Regions from separate parts of the Mus musculus genome. Here region 1 is linked to region 2. A link is a loop called in an ENCODE intact Hi-C map of the cell type or tissue named here. Cell type or tissue: heart. All regions are shown on one strand. Links, peaks and the distances in the headings refer to the core of each region. The heading gives the core; the rest is flanking DNA.

Evidence for each region. A loop is a pair of places that touch in the nucleus more often than their neighbours do. Peaks named below come from ENCODE experiments on the same cell type or tissue, not always from the same donor. Only the 100,000 strongest peaks of a DNase experiment are listed, where the experiment ranks them.
Region 1: it touches region 2 in a loop (2.2-fold over the local background); 2 of 42 quality-filtered maps call a loop at or near these places.

Annotation. Positions count from the first base shown.
Region 1 is chr12:83,518,493-83,528,835 of GRCm38, forward strand. Dcaf4 (DDB1 and CUL4 associated factor 4) reads left to right here and starts at 1,974. Exons shown (of 14, transcript NM_030246.2): 1 at 1,974-2,125; 2 at 7,652-7,748. The coding sequence starts at 7,660. In heart, for the core only: CTCF peaks have their summits at 2,146 and 5,995 (motif pointing left); a DNase peak (open chromatin) is centred at 1,969; H3K4me3 peaks cover 1,711 bases; H3K27ac peaks cover 3,297 bases.
Region 2 is chr12:83,573,732-83,584,074 of GRCm38, forward strand. It overlaps Zfyve1 (zinc finger, FYVE domain containing 1), which reads right to left. Exons shown (of 12, transcript NM_183154.4): 3 at 901-1,405. Among named protein-coding and RNA genes, the nearest start is that of Gm51952, 17 kb to the left of the region's middle. In heart, for the core only: no CTCF peak of the experiment used is centred there; a DNase peak (open chromatin) is centred at 5,710; H3K27ac peaks cover 2,033 bases.

The DNA.
Region 1 (10,343 bases), core at 1,489-9,488, 55 kb before region 2:
GAAATTCTCATTTCTTTGGGATCCATTGTTTCAACAGTTTGATAGGAGAGACACAAGTTTCTCTAAAGAGAAACTTTATTTTCATTTCTGCCTGACCTGTCATACTTTGAGCTGCCATGTGGGTCCTGAGACTTCAGTCATCTGGAAGAGTAGCCAGTGCTCTTAAATACTGAGCCAACTCTCCAAGACCTGGATGCAAGCTTTGGTTTTCGTTTTTGTTTTGGTTTATTTATTTATTTATTTATTTTTGGAGACAGGGTTTCTCTGTACAGCCCTATAGCCCTGGCTGTCCTGGAACTCACTTTGTAGACCAGGCTGGCCTTGAACTCAGAAATCCACCTGCCTCTGCCTTCCAAGTGCTGTTTTGTTTTTCATTTTATTTTGAATTGGTGGTGGTGGTGGTGGTGGTGGTGTGTGTGTGTGGCTTCCTTTCACCTCTGGATATTATACACTATCTAGACACCGAGTTAAATTTGTAACTCTGGCTGCTTAGTCACTGGAAGCCATAAGCCAAGCACCTGATTTGGGGTCATACATAGCCTTTACTCTTCAGGACTTCCTTTTTCAGCATTACTTTCTACCCTCACTTTACCTGAGAGAAAACAGAGTCGGGCCATGCCGCTTGACTTGCTTCTGACCATGGTTCCTTTGTGAAGTGAGTGTATATTACAGGTTTCCAAGGCAAAACTGGTGTCCACCCAGTTCCCATGGTGGGAATTCAGTGAATCCTGTCAATGGGGTCAGTCAGCTGCCTGTTTGCCAATCCTTCACAAGCCTCCCATGGCCGCCTCCTCCTCCCCCCTCCTCCTCAGTCCTCCAGGGTCCTCAAGGCTTCAGTTTACAAATCCTGCCTTCCTCCTCCCAGAATTCAGGTCAGAGATTCTCCTATTGTTATGTCTCCCATCTGCCCACAGCTTTACCCAACAAGGCTCCAGTCTCTGAGGTCCCATGGTTTTCCATGCCTCTGAGGCTGTTCTCCAGCCTCAACCACTTTGCTAAAGATTCCAAGGTCCTCACAGCCAGTCCAACCAGTAGCTGAAACAGGCTTCCAGCCACATCTTCTTTGAAGTCTGCTTTGTCCTTTTCTGGCAGTTCAAGCTCCGGGAAGCAGTAGTGCTCACTTCTCTCGTTTCCCTCAGAACCTAGCACTCTGCATATCCCTGCACACGTCTGTAAACTTGCTACAGGCTGAAGTGTTTTCATAGGCCCACATCTATGATCACTAATAGCTAGCTTCTAGCGGTCCAGCATCAGGAGCCTGGGCGAGCACCGCACACAATGAATCTCAGGAAGGGATTCTGTTCTCCAAATGCAATTAAGATCAAGGCTGTTGGTGGTCCCCACTTAGCCTGACCTATTTGAACCCATTCTGCTCTCACTACTATCACTTCTGACCTGTTACAAACTCCGTCTTCTTTGCAGTGGTACTCTGGGGTGGTTTTCTGACCAAGGCACACGTGTACCATTCTAGAAATATTACCTGTACAAACTTTGGGCTGGAGATCATTGACAATATTTGTTCAACTTTCTTGTTACAGTGGAAGAAATTAAGGCCCAGAGAAGTGATAAGCACACCTTAGGTCACATAGCAAGGAGGAAACAACCTGACCTAGATTCAAGGAGCCTCCCGGCACCGGCAACTGCGTCCCAAAGTCTTTTTCGCTTTCCTCCTCAGAGTCTCCTTTGCTCTTTCCACAAAACAATCATCTTCCCTCTCTCACATATCAGTGTTAACTCGGGCCTGTGTACCAGCTCCAAGCCGAGAGAAATTTCTCGGGATATGATCCGCAGTAAGAAGGAAGACTCACTGTCAAGAGAGTACCAGGGACTCTGAGGAGGCGGTAGCAATCTCTAGCCCCGCCCCAAAGCGCATCAGACCCCGCCCCTAAGCGTGCCAAGCCCGGGCACGCTCGACCAGGACAAGGCGGAAATCCTAAGTCCCGCCCTCCGTAAAGACCGCCCCTACTGACATGGACAGGCAGAAGCCTAATTCAATGAGAAGAAAGAACCGGCCGCTTTAGTCCTATGGGGTGCGACAACACAACATGAGGGTCTTTCCGGATCTTTGCACGCCCCTGGGTGCTCCAGCCCAGAAGTGTCGTAGCTGAGAGGACCATCTGTGCAGGTAAGGCTGTTCCCATGCGTGGCGTGCATCTGGGCGCCGACGGAGGGTGCCGCTGTACCCACGCAGAGGACAGAGAAGGCAAGGCTGAAGGCAGGAGGAGTGAGCGTGCCATACAAGGCCGGAGTGGGCGTGGGCCAGGACCTGGCGAGTCCTGCGGCGTCCCCAGGATCCCCTTGCAGAGTCCAGCCTGCAGTAGACCTCTGCCTCTGTTGAAATTTGGGCTGTGAAGAAACACGAGGCCAGGAGGCCAATAGTACTTTATGGTATAAATTTTGGAAGTTTATGTTTTTGGTTTTTTTGTTTTTTGGTTTTTCGAGGCAGGGTTTCTCTGTGTAGCCGTGGCTGTCCTGGAACTCACTCTGTAGACCAGGCTGCTGGCCTTGAACTCAGAAATCCGCCTTCTGCCTCCCAAGTGCTGGGATTTTGCTTTTTTTTTTTTTAAAGGCTTCTTTTATGTATGTGGATATTTGGCGTGCATACATGAGTGTACTTCGAACAAGCCTGGTGTTCAGGGAGGCCAGAAGAGATCAGTGAGATCTCCTCCAGCTGGATGATCGTGAGCCGCCCTGCGGGGTGCTAGGATTTGAACCTGGGTCCTCAGCTTTCTTAACCACTAAGACATCTACACACACACACCTTTTAAAAGAGCTTTTATTTTTAATTGTGTATGTGGGTGTGTGTGCTTACATGTGTCTGTGGAAGATCCAAGAGACCCAAATGTGTCAAACTCCTGAAACTGTAATTTGAGACGTTGTGAGCTCCTGAACTCTGAAGAACAGCAAGTGCTCTTAACTGCTGAGCTATCTCTCCAACCCTAGCGGTATCTTTATAAGACACAGAAAGAGAGGTTACGTGGTGGCTTGCCTGAGGTTGTGTGCAGGCTGGTATTTGGAAAAGTTAGGAAGCCCAGATGTGGACCAGCCTCCATTCCCTGCCACAGTAAGATGGGTGTTAGTGAGAAACGAAGCCTTTCCACACCAGTTCTAGTGACTTTGGGGAGCGCCACAACTCCCTCCACCTTGGATGACCAGACACAGCCTTGTGTGTGGAGCAAGGCAGTAAGAAGAAAAACATAAAACAAAACAACTAACAACTCCAAGTCAGCTACTCGGAGAAGACAAAAATCCCACGACCTGGAAATCCAGTTGTCGATAACAGTGGAAAGTAATCGAGGTGGTGTCTTTTGGCTGATGGAGCCTACAAGTGCAGGATGCTCCTGTATCTCTAATGCGACTTTGTTAGTCAGGTATTGTTAGTTCTATAAGCCTCGGTTTCCATGCTGTGTAGTAGGGTTAGCTTATTATGGTTGTGTATTTGTGTGTATGTATAATGTATGTGTGTAAGTGAAGGTTAGGGGGCAACTTTGTGGAGTTGGGTCTCCTGTGGATTTTTATTTTTTCAGTTTTTTTTAAAAAGATTTATTTATTTATTATATGTAAGTACACTGTAGCTGTCTTCAGACACACCAGAAGAGGGAGTCAGATCTCATTACGGATGGTTGTGAGCCACCATGTGGTTGCTGGGATTTGAACTCAGGACCTTTGGAAGAGCAGTCGGATGCTCTTACCTGCTGAGCCATCTCACCAGCCCCTGATTTTTGTTTTTTTGTTTTTGTTTTTTTGAGACAGGGTTTTTCTGTATAGCCCTGGCTGTTCTGGAACTCACTTTGTAGACCAGGCTGGCCTCGAACTCAGAAATTCGCCTGTCTCCTGCCTCCCGAGTGCTGAAATTAAAGGCATGCGCCACCACTGCCCGGCTCTCCTGTGGATTTTAGGGAGGGAATTTATAAGGATAGGTTTGCGTGCGTGCGTGTGTGTGTGTGTGTGCGTGTGTGTGTGTGTGCGTGCGCGTGTGTGTATGCTACTTGTGTTTGATTGCTCTCAAAGGCCGGAGGAGTGTTGGGTCACTTAGAACTGAGTGACAGGAGGTTGCGAGCCACCTTGATAGTGGGTGCTGGGATCTAAGTTCAGGTCTTCTACAAGAGCAGCAATTGCTTTTAGCTGCTGAGCCCTCTGTCCAGCCTCTTATTTTATATTTTACACCTGACAGAACTCTTGGTGAGCTATCTGCATTTTCTCATTTTCCTCCTGTGTTCACTCATGGTCCATACCATTGAGGGTGGAAACCTTATTGAAGGGGCCATTTTATCCTGAGTTTTACCAGCTAGTGGTGTTAGCATTTTGCATCTTATTATGTCTTAGGAGTCAGGGTCTTACTGAATTTTCCTATGATTGCATTATCTCTTATCTATCTATTTATCTATTTGTTATTTGTTTGTTGTGTGGAAGTTAGAGGACGACCTGACCTGAGGTGTCATTTGTCACCTACCTTGTTTGAGACAGGGTCTTTGGTGTTCTCTCTTAGTTCATTAGGCTGGCTGGCCTCAGAGCTTATGAGGAATTGTCAGCCTCCAACGTCCCATAGAGTGGAACCGTCTTCTGAAGATTCCAGCCTGTATAAATGTCAAGGGCTTTGTCTCCACAGCCCCACTGAATATCATAGCATGCTGCTTTATAGTACATTTGCAAGGTCACTATGTAATCCCGAGTTACGTTACTGTGTAATTACGTTACTATGTAATTCCGAGTGCTTTTATAATTAACCCCACACCCCAGGCCCCAATCTAGCCCTGCACTGGGGTGAAGTGGTAAAACAGTCCCAGGCCTCCAACCAAGATGTCCTCCAGTGCTTGGAGTCTATCCTTGGGTAGCAACGAGCCCAGCAGCACTGATGCACCAACCCAAACATGCTGTTGCTCTTATAATGCACCCACTCCAGGGCCGTGGATGGGATCTGCTGCTTAGCCAATGTTTACTGCCACACAGAGAGCCCCAGTAAACCAAAGCCTTTGCCAGACCTGCATCATGGGGAATATTGAGGCCAAGCCTGGAAAGGTTATGGGGGAGGGGGAGGCTGGATGGGCTTTTGGGTCCTCTAAATGCTCCCCCCCCCCCCCCGGTTTTTCGAGACAGGGTTTCTCTGTATAGCCCTGGCTGTCCTGGAACTCACTTTGTAGACCATGCTAACCTCAAACTCAGAAATCCACCTGCCTCTGCCTCGTGACAGTGCTGGGATTAAAGGCGTGCGCCACCACGCCCGGCTCTAAACGCTCTTGGTATCTGGGGAAACTGCCTGACACCAGGGAAAACCTCCAGCCTCCCACAGAGTAAAAGAAACCGGTAGGCCTTTGCCCCAGATGTAAAGAGGGGCTTGGGAAACTGCTAACAGACTGGGTGCTGGACTTCTGGACCACCCACGAGAAAAGGTGGCGAGATGGGAGCCAAAGGAGCTGAACCTTTGAAAGCACCGTAAAAGTGAAATGAGGTGACCTCCTTGTGACAGGAGCAGTTCCCAGATTATAACGAGCACTGGCTCCCCTCCTGATAGTGATCCTGTACCCCAGCCACTCTGAAGTTCCAAGGGAAGTTCAGGGCCAGGCTGGCCTTGACCTCACTTTGTAGCTAATGGTGACCTTCAGCCTGATCCTTCAGCCTCCTACTGCTAAGTATTCTGATTACATCCTGGGCCTGCCTGGCTTTGAGTGTGTGTGTGTCTGGAACAGGGCAGGCACCCACCTGACAGCCAGGGATCAACAGATGACAAAGACTGGATGTATAGGGAAAAATAACAGTGTTAAACAGACTTCTCCCCGTTTTCGCTTTTATCTCAACATGGCTTAGAATCTAGATTCCTAAATTGCACAGTATCCTAATAGCTTGGTATATCAACGAAATGCTACTGAAGGTAGACTCAACTAAGGAAACTCTGTTGAACGGAAATAGGGATTATAAAATACTATACTCCCAGCATTGTAATGCCTATGCAGTCAGTTCCCAGCCACCACATGGTGGCTCATAACCATCTGTAATGGCATCCGATGCCACCCTCTGGTGTGTCTGAAGACAGCTACAGAGTTGTTTTGTTTAGCTCAGCAGTAATCTGCACCTAGCCAACTGGGTCAGTGGGTGCTAAGAATAGAAGAAACAACCGTGGATCTCTTGCCTTAGCATAGCATGAGCAAGGCCCTGAGGTCAGACTCCAGCCCTGTAGCGAAACAAAATAGGAACTTACCTCCAGTGAGATGGGAGTGGATAAGCCAAGGTTAAACCAAACAAACAAATGCAGATATAAACCATAGTATGCATCCTGAAAGCAAGCTTGTATTTTAGAAAACCATACTTAGACATGGACTGGGTTTTGTTTGGTTTTGTTTTTAAGGGGTGGGGGGGGGTGCTTTTTGTTTTTGAGGGTCTTGGGTAGCTCAGGTTGCTCTCAATCTCCCTGTGTGACCCAAAGAATAACCTTGACCTTGCGTTTCTCCTGCCTGTAATCTCATGTGCTGGGGATTACAAGAGTACCACCGGGCCATCTTCGCTTTCATTTATTTTTACTCTGTGTACGGGTGCTTTTCCTGCACTTGTGTCTGCTCGCTGTGCGGTCGGTCAGTACTGGGAGAGGGCCTCAGTGTGCATGTGGAAGTCATAGGACAATGGGGTCCTGGGTTCAAACTCAGGTTTGGCAAGAAGCACCCTTACCTTTCACTCAGCAACTTTTTAAAAATCGTGTGAATGTGAGGGTAGGGTCTGCACATATGAGTGCAGTCGGTGCCTTACAGAGCCAGAAGAAACTGTTGGATCCCCTGGAGTTTGAGTTAACAAGTAGGTATGAGCCACCTGATGTGGGGGGCTGGGAACTGAACTCAGGTCATCTGCTAGAGCAGTGTGTGCTCTCTCTTTAAACTGCCATATCTCTACTCCTTGTTGGGTTCTTTTGAAAGTCTAGGCAGCCTAGGCTGGTCTTGCAATAGTGACCTCACTTCCTGACCCTTCCAAAACTGGGGACCATTAGTTGCTACCTCAGTGAGAGCGTTTTAGAATGCTGGGGTCAGGGGATGTGAAGACATGGAGTGGGTATGTAGATCGCTCTGCTGGAATGTTCCTGCGCCTTGGGATTCCAGGGGGAGCCCCTGTGACTCCCCTGGCGGGCTTTCAGAGAGCAGAGATGAGAGGAAGCCTTTAAACATAAACTAGACATCTGTGATGTCCCCAAGGATGAGGTGGACATCTGGGGGGGAGGGGGGTGTCTTGGAAAGACATGGGGACAGGTGTTTATTTCTCTGAGACAAGAGCAAGAATTTGTGCCGGGTGTGGTAGCGCACACCTTTAATCCCAGCACTTGGGAGGCAGAGGCTGGCGGATTTCTGAGTTCAAGGCCAGCTGGTCTACAAAGTAAGTTCCAGGACAGCCAGGGCTATACAGAGAAACCCTGTCTCGAAAAACCAGAAAAAAAAACCACATGAGTATTTGTGGAAAAGATGCAGAACAAGTTATTCCTGCCTGGTCACGTCTCTTCTCTAGGACAGAGGATTACACTGTCAGTGGTGGGAGGGGACGTTGGGAAAGTGCTAGGAGCAGATAAAGGCGTGGGTGGCAGCCTTAGCAGTGACCATTGAGCATGGTGGAGCTGCCAGGCAAGAAGGAGAGCGCACAGCCAGGATGTCTGGCGTTCTGTGTTCCTCTCTCCTAGGAACGGACATGGATAGGAACATCTGGAAGAGTAGGAGAAGACGCGGGCGAAGCCGACACCAGAGCCCTGCCCTGGGGCAGTGTGATTCCAGTGAGAGGTATGTGTGCAAGTTTTGAAGGGCAGCTACGCTCAGCACTGTTCTGGCCTTGTCTGATACCATGCTTAGACGTGTACTCCTCAGAACAAGCCGGCACTGGGGCCAGCAGGCTCGAAAGCTTGACGTGTTGCCTGCCATCAGCACTGTTCCAGGAAGTGATCTCACAGTCGCACTCTTTGTTTCACAGGGACGGCTTCTGACCAGAGTGTCAGCCATAGGCTACTGGTAGAATTGTCTTTTATTTGTTGTTTTGTTTTTCAAGACAAGGTTTCTCTGTACAGTCCTGACTGTCCTGGAACTCACTCTGTAGACCAGCTGGCCTCGAAACTCAGAAATCCACCTACCTGCCTCTGCCTCCGGAGTGCTGGGATTAAAGGTGTCTGCCACCACTCCTGACTAATAATACAAATTTTTATGTGAACTCCAAGTTGGTTTTTGGGTTTTTTTTTGGTGTGTAGAGGGGCTCTCTCTCTCCATAGCTCTGACTGTCCTGGAGCTCACTATATAGATCAGACTGGACTCAAATTCGTAGCGTGACACTACCATCTGGCATAGGGAGCCTTAACATACACAAAAGTACACAAGTAATAGGACAGTGAGCACTGCGTGCCCCCCCCTTCTTAGATGATATTTTACAGTCCCCAGGATACATTTTTTTTTTTTTTTTTTTTTTGGTTTTTTGAGACAGGGTTTCTCTGTGTAGTCCTGGATGTCCTGGAACTCACTCTGTAGACCAGGCTGGCCTCGAACTCAGAAATCTGCCTGCCTCTGCCTCCCAAGTGCTGGGATTAAAGGCATGCGCCACCATGCCCGGCCGTTAGGATACATTTATTATCCCGCTATAATATGCTTTTATCTAACATATAACATATTATGAAGTATAAACAGTCTTGTCTCAGAACAAGAGCACCCCCCTACCCCTTGCCCCATTCTCCACCTGGCCTCACCGAGGACTCCTAACAGGAGGGCAGGAGGAAGTCTGCACATAGCCCTCAGGTTCACAAGTTGCTCCCTTTCTTCAACACATATGCGGTTTCCACATGTCTGTCCTGTGTGTGTCTGTGTACATGTGTGTGTACAAGCGTGTGTGTACGCGTGTGTAGTGTATGTGTGTGTACACACGCACTCGTGCACGCATGTGTGTGTGTGCATATGTGTGTCTGTATGAGTACATGTATGTGTGTACACGTGTGTGTGTGTGTGTACGTGCGCATGCATGTGAAGGTGAAGGGACACCTTGTAGGACTGGGTTCTTTTCTTTACTGTGTGAGTCCCGGGGATCAACCTCAGGTCATCAGGCTTGACCCCAAACATCTGTACCTACTTAGCTGCCTTGCCAGCCCAGCCCTCCCCTTAAAATAGATAAATTTAGGGGTGGCAAGATGACTCAGTGGGTGTGAAGTCATGCTGCCACCGTGGAAGGAAAGAACAGACACTCCTCAAGTTGACCTCCAACCCATACGTGCTTGCCCACACCCATACACACTTAAAATATTTTTTAAAATTTCAAATATCATGGTATTTCTCCACATTAAATTAACACAAACAGTACAAATCCCTTCAGGGTCGAAGGGAGAAAAAATAGCTGTAACCCTTGGAGGTCTGTTTTCCCGACGTGCTCTGTCCCATCTTACTCTGTCCTGTGAAGACCCTTAGTGAGGGTCTCAGCCCTTGGAGCCTGGAGCATACAGCAAGTCTCACTGCCTGTAAATCTCCAGCTTGACCCATACAATAGGAAGGTCAGCACCCCGCCCAGCACTGGTATGTTTTGTTAGGAGAGTCACGGGTATTTTCTGGGCCTCAGGCCTTTCCACAAGCCATAATGGGAGCAAGACGTGATCTGTGCAAGAGTCAAGCACAGTTTTGGCAGAGTGGCTTGGAAACCTGTTGGGCACAGCCACCTTTTGGGCTCCACATGGAAAGAATGGAGCGGCAGCCCTTAGAGAGAAAGGCCAGCATTTGTCATGACTCTTAATCCATCTTCCTGCTGATCACAGACCAGTGGCCTCAGAAAGTTCTGGGCCAAAAAGGGAGAAAAAAGACTTTTCCTACATCTATGCATGGCATCGGTATTGGTGGGATGCGGGCTCTTCTTTGCCTCCCTCAGCCTAGCTGTGCAGACTTCCTTTTATTGTGTGTGAGGAGAGAGGAGAGACATTCTCACCCTGCGTCCCAGTCTAATTGCCACAGAGACCGCTGGTGGCTTTACAAATCCAGAGTGTCAGCCATGGCTCCACCCTAATATTACTGAGGAAATTACCTCCGCTCACCAAGGCGTCTCCATCTGTAAAGTTGTCTGGCCAGATAAAATTTAAGCCTTCTGCTGCTGTAGCCAATGAAGCTCACCTGGCTTTGTAAATGCACGCGGGCACATGGACAGAGAGCCCAGCTGGTAACATACTTACTGGCAAAGAGCTCTGGTTTTCTTGTCATCCTGGGACATTCCAAAAGACAGCAAGGAACTCAAGTGCAGAACTGAGAAGATAAGGGCTTCTTGTGACAGGCGTCCTCTTAGGAAGGGAGGGAAGGAGAGGAGGAGGAAGGGGAAGAAAAAGAGTCTGACCCTTGTTTTGGTGATTCACAGAAGCGGTCAGT
Region 2 (10,343 bases), core at 1,333-9,332:
CTGGTCTACAGAGTGAGTTCCAGGACAGCCAAACCCTGGATAGAGAAACCCTGTTTGAAAAAAAACCAAAAAAAAGAAAGAAAGAAAGAAAGAAAGAAAGAAAGAGATTTATTTATTATTTTATGTATGTGAGTACACTGTAGCTGTCTTCAGACACATCAGAGGAGGGCATCAGATCCTATTACAGATGGTTGTGAGCCACCATGTGGTTGCTGGGAATTGAACTCAGGACCTCTTGAAGAGCAGCCAGTGTGCTCTTAACCACTGAGCCATCTCTCCAGCCCCAATCTGGTCTCTTTCATGCATTTACCCCGTTTCTAATGAATCATTCTCATCAGAATAGCATTGTTTTAATTATTGAAATATTTTAAGAGGGAAGTTCTTAGTAGCTGCCCATGAGCCACTTTATGGTCTTACTTGGAAAGAATGCATTCACCTCACTCACACCCTTCCAACAGTGCCTGTATGTCAGCTGCCTTTCTAGGTTTTGTTGTTGTTGTTGCTGCTGTTGTTTGAGATAAGAGTCCCATGTAGCCTCTGCTGGCCCCTGACCCAGAGCTAAGGATGGTCTCTATTTCTTGAATCCTGGGCCTAATGGCATATACCATTATACCTGCCATATTTAATATTAATTATATAAAATATTCAAATTACAGGCATAATCACTCTGCCTGGCTCTTCTAATCTCTCTTGAGCCCTCTCTGAAGTGTGCACCATCAGCATCCCAGGGAAAAAGACCCCACCCCGATCTCCCAGGACCTTTAGTCTAACGCACCTGTTCATTATTGCAACCTTCTTGGAACATTTAAATCTTGCCTGGGTACAAGTTTTTCTGGGCATCACCATACTGCACCCCAGAGCATTAAAAAGCCAGTCTGTGACACACCACTGTCTACTCACCAGAACCCAGAAGCTGAGTGTGCACAGTCTCATGGAAAATAATAACTGCAGGGCCCAGGGTGGATAAGGGGACATCCAGGCCACATCGTGCAGTGGTGGCCTTGAGTTCCTTGGTGAAGTGCTTCAGGTAAGCTTCCGAGGCATCCCCAAGGAATTTGAAGAGGTCATTATGCAGCCGGTCTGCATGAGTTCGATAGATGACCAAGTCTGAGATGGCCAGGACCTTCAGCAGCAGCCGTGTCCTCTGGCTCAGATTCACGGTGGCCCCCAAGAGTCCTTCTGTGTCTATCACTGCTACCTTATGGACTGGGTCATAGGCTGCCCACACTCCCACTGTGCAGGACTCCTGAGCAGGGGAGGTTTTGAAGACTTCTCGGCCATAGAAGAAAGTGTGGTTGAGTGTGTGAGACTTTCCATCACCAGTATTTCCAAAAATGGAAACCACCTTGAGATGCTGGTCAGGCTTACAGTCCAATTTCCTGATAAAGTCCTCTTCATTTGTTACCTTCAAAAAAAAAAAAAATCAAGACAATAAAATATAGGAACTGAAAAACTAACTCCTATAAGAAATATGACTGCTGGGCTGGTGAGATGGCTCAGTGGGTAAGAGCACCCGACTGCTCTTCCGAAGGTCCAGAGTTCAAATCCCAGCAACCACATGGTGGCTCACAACCATCTGTAACGAGATCTGATTCCCTCTTCTGGAGTGTCTGAAGACAGCTACAATGTACTTACATATAATAAATAAATAAATCTTTAAAAAAAAAAAAAAAAAAAAAAAAAGAAATATGACTGCTTCCCAGGAAAAAGACCTTTTCTGACTCTTCAAAATGGAAGGAAAAGGCAGTTCCAAGGCAAGTTTCACTTCAGCAATCAGCTTGTGAGACCCTCTGAAGCTTCAGTCAGGGAGAGAACTTAGTGGTTAGGAAAGCTAAAAATGGAGGATGAAGCAGTTTGATGATTTAAAGTTCTGGCTGCTCTTAGAGAGAACCTGAATTTGGTTCCTAGAACCCGCACTGAGAGCCTCCTAACCCTGTGACTCTAGCTCCAGGGCATCAGATGCCCTCTTATGGTTTCCATAGGCACCTGCATTCTCGTGCACATACTTACATAGCACCACACAGCTGAGAAACAAAAATTTAATAAAGAGCTCAAACTGTAAAGGCCTTAAAAGAAAGCATGCTATTCTTGGGTTAGCCAATAGTTTCTAAAAAGAAAGGAGTAAATTAGTAGCTTAAGACCACGGTCTACAAAGTCACCAAGACAGTGAAAAGATGAGCTGGAGGGATGGCTCAGTGATTAAGAGCACTAGCTGCATATACAGGATCCAGGTTCAATTCTCGGGATCCATGTAACAGCTTACAGCAGTCTGTAACTCCAGTTTCAGGGGCTCCTATACCTTCTCTGGCATCCATGGGCAGCAGACATGCACGTGGTACATGGAAGGACATGTGTATGTATGTATGTATGTATATGTGTGTATATATACATACACACACATACACATATATATATATATATATACATACACACATAAATAAGATACCCACATATAAAATAATTTTAAAAATGCAATACAGAAAAGTATAAAGTCGGGCATGGTGGAACATGCCTTTAATCCCAGCACCTGGGAGGCAGGGGCAGGCGAATTTCTGAGTTCGAGGCCAGCCTGGTCTACAGAGTGAGTTCCAAGACAGCCAGGGCTACACAGAGAAACCCTGTCCCGAAAGAAAAAAAAAAAAAAAGTTTAGTTACATGCAAGACTCCTGTGACTCAGAAATTCTATTTCTAGGTTTATATCCAGCAACTGAAAACAAATGTCCACATAAAACCTCTCCATATATGAATATAAGCAGCAGCATTACCCATATCAACCAAAAAGTCCAAATAGTCAAACACCCGTCGACTGGTGAAAGCATGAGCAGACTGTGGTACATCCCACAATGGCTGTCATTTAACCATGAAGAAGGACGAGTCTTTTCCTAACCAATATTGCAATTCATAACTATTATGTTCACCTTTAAGTCATTTCTTACATGTGTCCTTACTTTGACTTGATTCTGTAGAACTTTCTGGGGTGTATGTGTTGAATGTGGGTGTGTATCTGCCTTGGCACTCCATGGAGTCAGAGAGCCACCTCTGTGTCCGTCTCTGCCACACCACGGTTCAGACAGTGTCCGTCTGTGTTCTACATCCCTGCTTTCCCAGGCTCACTAGCCTGAAGGCTTCCCGGGGGTCTCTGGCCCCCGCCTCCCGTCTCAGCACACAGCACGGGATGACAGACGCACACTCTGTGTGTGGATCTGAGGATTGACACCCTCACACTTGTGTAGCCTTACCAACTGCTCATTTGGCAAAACATATTCTTTCTTTCTTTTCTTTCTCTCCTCTTTTCTTTTTTGAGACAGGATCTAACTGTCTAACTGTGTAACTGCCTCCTCCCAGAATGTTGGGGTTAAAGACGTGCACCACCACTCCGATCTAAATTTTAAAGTTTTTTTTAATTATTATTTTATGTATATGGGTGTTTTGCCTGTATGTCTATGCACTGTGTGTGTGTGTGTGTGTGTGTGTGTGTGTGTGTGTTTGCACGTGGCTCATGCTGCCCTTAGAAGCTAAAAGATGAAGTCACATAACCTGAGTTGGAGCTAGAGGCAGTTGTGAGCCACCATGTGGGTGCTGGGAACTCTAGAGGAACAGCAAGTGCTCTTTAAACACTGGGTCATCTCTCCAGTCCCCCACCTCTTTTTTTTTTTTTTTCTTAAAATACAATGTGTGTGTGTGTGTGTGTACATGAGTGCATTGGCACAATATGGAAGGCATGGCGATTCTGTTGAAGGAGTTGGCTCTCTTTTTTCACTATGTGGGTCCCAGTGAGTTCCAGGACAGCCAGAGCTACACAGAGAAACCCTGCCTCAAAAAAACAAAAACAAAGCAGAACAAAACAAAAAAAAACAAGGGAAAAAAAAAAGCTCATCAGATCCAAGCACTTGCCGCACAAGCCCAGAGTTTAACCCTAGCGGCGAACAGGTGTGGTGGCATGGGCCTTCATCCCAGTTCTGGGGAAAGAGAGGCAAGTGAACCTCTCTGAGGCCAGCCTGATCTACATAGTTGAGTTCCAGGGCAGCCAGGGCTACAATATAGTGAATCCCTGTCTCAAGAAACAAACCAACCAAAAAATCTTAAGTGACAAAGAACAGTCCGTTTGCACCTGCGTCACTCAGCCAGTCTGGTTCCAAGTTGCTAAGGTGGCCAGCAAGACACAAACAAAAGCCCCATAACTTCTCCTAGTAAGGAGTCAGCTAAGGCCAGGGTAGCCGGAGGGAATGACTGTCTACATGCCCAGACCAGAGGCAAGGAAGCCTAGGCCTTCAGGGTCTCCCGTGAAAATCAACCCACAAGCAGCAACTGGTATCTAGGTCAGAATTAAGTGTTTCTAGCTTAACAATATGCTCTCGAAATGATGTACATAATATACAAATAAGCTAGGTGTGCTTACACACCCCTGTAATCCCAGTACTCTTGAGGCAAGACAGCAGCAAAGACAGCAGGAGGCTCTTGAATTCAAGGTCAGCAGAAGCTATGGAGCAAAATCTATCTTGAAAGAAAGAAAGAGAGAAAGAAGAAAAGCAAGCAAAGTTACCACACACATAAGTCTCTGTGTGTCTGTGTATATGTACATATGATAAAACTAACATCTGGAATATTACCCGGTATTTAGTATCCTAAGACATACTAAACCCATATGGTTTTTTGTTGGGTATAGCCTCAGACCAAGAGAAAGAACTCCAAACCCTTAGCAACCTGCCTTCTGGTGGTCTATGAGCAAGCGGCATGTGCAAGTGGCTTTTTTCTTATGTAAAGTAAGGACATATCCATTTGACCTCCACTGGCCCCACAAATAAAATAAACAGATAAACAATAAAATGAACAGATGAGGAAAACCTGCTGGGCAAACCTGAAGGCAGGCCTCACCCTCCTTCCTGTCTTCCACATTCCTTTGCTCCCTGGTAACACTACTAAACAACTGTAGACAACTTTCCCTCAGCCAGAAAAGACTCAGTTGCCTTCATTTAGATGGCTAGGAAAAGCAAAAGTCAAGAAGGGCGGTGGGGTGGGGAACAGGAGGTCCCTGGAGGGGAAACCAGAAAAGGGGATAACATTTGAAATGTAAGTAAAGAAAATATCTAATAAAAATTTAAAAAAGGAAAAAAAAAAAAAAAGAAAAAAAGAAAGCGGCCAGGGCACCAGAGCCTGACGCTGGAGGATCAGGGCTACAGAGGAGCTCTGGGTGAGCCATGACTGACTACCTGCTGAGACCACATCTCAAAAACAAAAAGACAGGTTCCCTTTGGTAAGGAAGGAAAGAAGGCTCTGGAAGGGCCATGGCCCCAGCTTCTCTCATCTGTGTGCTTATACTCATCCACCCCACCTTCACCCACTTCTGAGGTGAGCAGTCCTTGTCACCCCACCCAATTCTGACAGACTGAAATAGTCCTTGGTCCTGAAACAAAAACAAAAGCAGGAGCAACATCACCTTTGCCCCTCCTGGAGCCTGGACTCTTGAAACCTCAGGCAAGTTAGCAGCTCCACCCAGAGCTGAGCCACTGCTGGCTGGGCCTTGAAAGAGCTACTTCACTAGGAAGCCTCCAGGACATTAGATAACAACTGGCAGCCCAACCCTGTGGGGACAAGGAGGACAGCCTAAGATAAAAGTCCAATCTAAGATAAATAGCAAAGGGCACAGCCCAGTGTGTGGCACACAGTGAGAACAGGAGCCATTAGTACTTAGAATCAGCCCACTGGGAAAACACCCAAGTGTGCTGCGAGAGCAACTAGGCTCCCTCCTGCCTGTCACCCAGACAGCAACTCAGCGTGGCCTGAGGCAAGCCAGCTCCACCTAAAAGTTCTCACCACACACTTCAAATAACGCCTTTCTTCTCCCACTAAACAAAAGAAGGCATTAACAAGAAGTGGTGGCATGTATCTTGAATCTCAATACCTAGGAGGCAGAGGCAAGGAGGACCTCCATGAGTTCTAGGCCAGCCAGGGGATACATAGTGAGACTCTGCCTCACAGAGGGTCAGGAGCCACACAAGATGGGTAAAAACACTTGCTGCCAAGCCTGGTGAGGCTTGTCTCAAAAAAACAAAAACAAAAAACAAAGAAATTAAACAAAAGTGCATTATTGCCAGACAGTAGTGGCACATGCCTTTAATCCCAGCACTCGGGGAACAGAGGTAGGGAGATCTCTTAGTTCCAGGCCAGCCAGAGCTACATAAAGAGACCCTTTCTCAAGCAAAACAAAACAAAACAAAGCAACGCATTATTGATAGTGGTGCTGCAGCTGACTCTTAGTAAAGCAACACCTAACAAATATTAAGCTGAAAGGAGCCCACAAGGGGGAAGATGGCTCAGCAGTTCAGAGCATGTACTACTCTTCCACTCCGGCACCTCATCAGGAATGGAACCCAGCTCTGGGGGACCCAATGCCCCTAACCTACACTCACGTGCATAGAGCCACACAGAGACACAAACACAATTAAAAAAAAAATCAATCTTTCAGAAAGAAACCCAATAGCACCTCTATCTTACCCACTTCTCCCACTTTCCGACTTACTAAAAAACTTAATTTGTGTAACATTCCAAGTATTTTGTAAAATGAATGAACAGTTCTCAAAGATCCCTACTATTTCTATTTGGAAATCAGAGTATTTCATGGGAGGAAGGCACCAGCCGGCCGCCTCTGATCCAAGTGGGCAGCAGCAATGACTCCAAAGATCGCATCTTAGTACTCAGAATGGGTCAGGAAGCATGCACACACATGGACTTTCCCCCAGCAACCCTGGGAAGGGAAAAGCAGCAATGAAAGAGCCAATGAGCTGAGGAGAGAGGAGAGGAAGGGAATTATAGCCCAGCCAGACTCTAGAAGATAAGCTACAAAGGCACCAGGAAGCACTCTGAGTTGCTCAACATGGAGGCCCTTCTAGTCCTGGCCTCTAAAGTAGATCAGATCTGCACCAACTATGATCAGACATCCCTCTCAAGTTTGCTAAGCTGTTCCCAGTGCCAGCAACCCCAAACCATCCCCATCCCCAAGTAACACAAAGCACTATCCAGAGCTCCCTGACCCCATCACAACAGAAACCTCGTGATAAGTCCTACCCCAATCCAACAAGTGATTAGTTTATCATTTTCCTCTGAGATTCTTAACTAATTTATATGGGCAGTTATCCTCAACACTGAGTTTCTATTAATGATTTGTATTTGTTGGTTTCTAGTTCACTTTGCTTTCTTATCTTTTTTGGCTGAGTTCAGAGGAAGAGAGCCAAAGAAACCAAGAGATTCTCTAATTACAACTGAGACCAGTACCCTAAAATACAAGTAGAGTTTTTCTATAGTCCAGGCATATGCTAAGTTCACCTTGTCCCCATCACTAGCCAGATGCTGGCAAACCACACATGAACACCCCCAGTGCTACATCTTCTCTTCTTGTAGAGGAAGGAAAGAGGTAGAAAGTGAGGGATTTTTCCCTTAAGAAACCCCAAACTATTTCCATAGAATTCAAAAGAACAGGACAGGAGAGTTGGCTTAGCAGTTAAGAGCACTTACTGCTCTCCCAGAGGATCTGAGTTCCAGTGCCAATGTCAGGCAGGCCAAACCCTCCTATAACTGCAGCTCCAAGGAATCTGACATCTCCTGGCATCCACGGGCACCCGCACATGTATGGCATTCACTCACAGGCATGTCTATACACTCATAAATAAAAAATAATAAATAGATTTATTTTTAAATTGGCCTGAAAAGATGATAGCTCAGCGGTTAAAAGCACTTCCAAGGGACTGGGATTCAATTCCCAGCACCAACCTACCTCCAAAAAAATCTGGCACCCTCACACAGATTATACATATGCATGCGCAGGCAAAACACCAATGTTCATAAAACTAAATAACTTTTTAAAAAATCTTTTTAAAAACCATAAGGAACTCAGCAGCAGATCATGCGTGAGGCCCTGGAGACTTCAACTCTCCCAAAGTAAAAGAATATCAGACAATGATTTATGTTCACAGTCTAATTTTTATCTTGACTGAATAAAAAGGTCTAATTTATATTCTTTCAAATATGCTGGGATGGATGACAGGTTAAGAGCACTGGCTGTTCTTCCAGAGGACCCAGGTTCAATTCCCAACACCCACATAGTAGTTCAAAACTGCTTGTAACTCCAGTTCCAGGGGATCTGATGCCCTCACACAGACATTCATGCAAACAAAACACCAATGTACATAAAATAAAAAGAAATGAATCAAATAGGGCTTTACTAAAATTATGTCAAACACATCAGTAGTCTAGTCTTAAAGAAGTCCCAACAAAGGTTCCGTTCCTTTAAATGACGAGATGTTCTAGACAGCAGATGATCAGAAAGTTCTAGAAACCCTGCTTTTAAATCACAGGCGGTTCGGAAGGTGCACGTGCACTCTACCCTAATGGAGTGCACACTTACTCTGGGTTGGATTCACACGTGAGATGGAGTTCCTTTTTAGAAGCAAAGCCAGTTCCCTATCAAATGTTTTCTTAAGGTGACTGGAGTCACAAGTTTGGCCTCATAAACCCTGAGTACATTTGGTAAAGACAAAGATCACTTTCTCCCACTCCATTGTCCCCAGAGTGTCCCGTGACTGGAAAGGTCTGGAATTCCCCTCCCAGCAGCGCTGACCCTTGCCACACAGACACACAGACACTGCCCACAGCTCCTCTGCTGTCCTAGCAGCTTAGACCATAGCCACAGAGAAAGGAACCTCACACAGATTCTTCCAAAACAGCTCTTGTCAGCTCCATGATGAATTTCTTTGACATACCCAATTCACCGAGTTCAGCTCTCCTTTTATATCTGAATAAAAAGCCTTCCAATCCTGAGGACTGGAAATGCCAACTCAAGAGATCTCTCCAAAAATCTTCCAAAGGGGACACACAGCTAGCTCCCTTTTTTACAAACTCCATCTAGCTACAGCAAAACTAGCATAAGCGCTAGTGACAGTTGGGACTTAGAAAGAAAAGTAACAGACTAGAACACAAAGAAACAGGCCACAAGATAGATGGATGGGTGGACGGACGGACGGACAGATAGAAAATCAACAAATAAGAATCAATGAAAATGTCACACCAGAAACAGCTAATGCAGTCCCTGTCCTGCGCAGCCCCTTCGCTCCCCGGCCCTTGTTGCTAACAAATCCACAGTCCACATTCTTCCAAGCTCTCAGCTTCACAACTACAATGAACTCCTTGTTGAGGGGCAGGGGTCTGATCTGTGCCATGATGCCTAGCACACCAGACAATCCGTTTGTATTGTTTCAATGAATGGAACAATGTCTACATGCTATGCTCTCTCTAGGGGAGAGAGGAGAGCACTATCACCATGGAGGTTTGGTTAAGCTGGCTCTACCCATCCCTAAGGCTGGAACAATCTGACATCATTTAACTTACATTGACCTCAATTTTCTCTCTGTGAGGTGAATGGAGCAAAGTGATTTACTATACTCTTTCTTTCTTTCTTTTTTAAGATTTATTTATTTATTTTATGTATATGAGTACACTGTAGCTGTTCAGATGGTTGTGAGCCATCATGTGGTTGCTGGGAATTGAACTCAGGACCTCTGCTCACCCCGGCCCCGCTCACTCTGGCCCCAAGATTTATTTATTATTATATGTAAATTAACTGTCTTCAGACACTCCAGAAGAGGATGTCAGATCTCATTATGGATAGTTGTAAGCCACCATGTGGTTGCTGGGATTTGAACTCAGGATTTTAGAAGAGCAGTCAGTGCTCTTACCCACTGAGCCATCTCTCTAGCCCTATTACACTATTTTTAATGCTATGATGGCTAGTTTGACTGTCAACCTAGCAATCTAGAACCATCAAGCAGAAACACTCTCTAGATGCATCTGTGAAGATGTTTCTAGAGAAGCTTAACTGAGTGTGGGTGACACCATCCAGTGGGTTGGAGCTCTGGACTGGAATAAAAGGGAAAAGAGAGATGTGAAGTGAATTAGAAAAACAACGGGAAAAGAGAGAGAGAGAGAGAGAGAGAGAGAGAGAGAGAGAGTGTGTGTGTGTGTGTGCATGTGCGTGTTGCTCTTGTATTAATGGGGGTGGGGGGCAGAGCAGATGGCAGTCCTTTGTTCATCCAACCTTGATGCTTGGTGGTCAAAGCTGTCTTATGCCTAGGACTCATAAAAGTCAAATCACATAAATCCAGGCAGGCACAGAAGGTGAAAGACAGACAGACAGACAGACACCTACAGGCCACCACAGACCTGCAATGTGGCAGCTGCCTGCCACTCGTCCTGCCATGTTCTCAAGCTATGTCAGCCCTTCCCTCCTTAATGTGCCTTTGTCAGGGTTTTTGTATACTCACCAATGCAGCTGTTTTCATGACACTTCCATT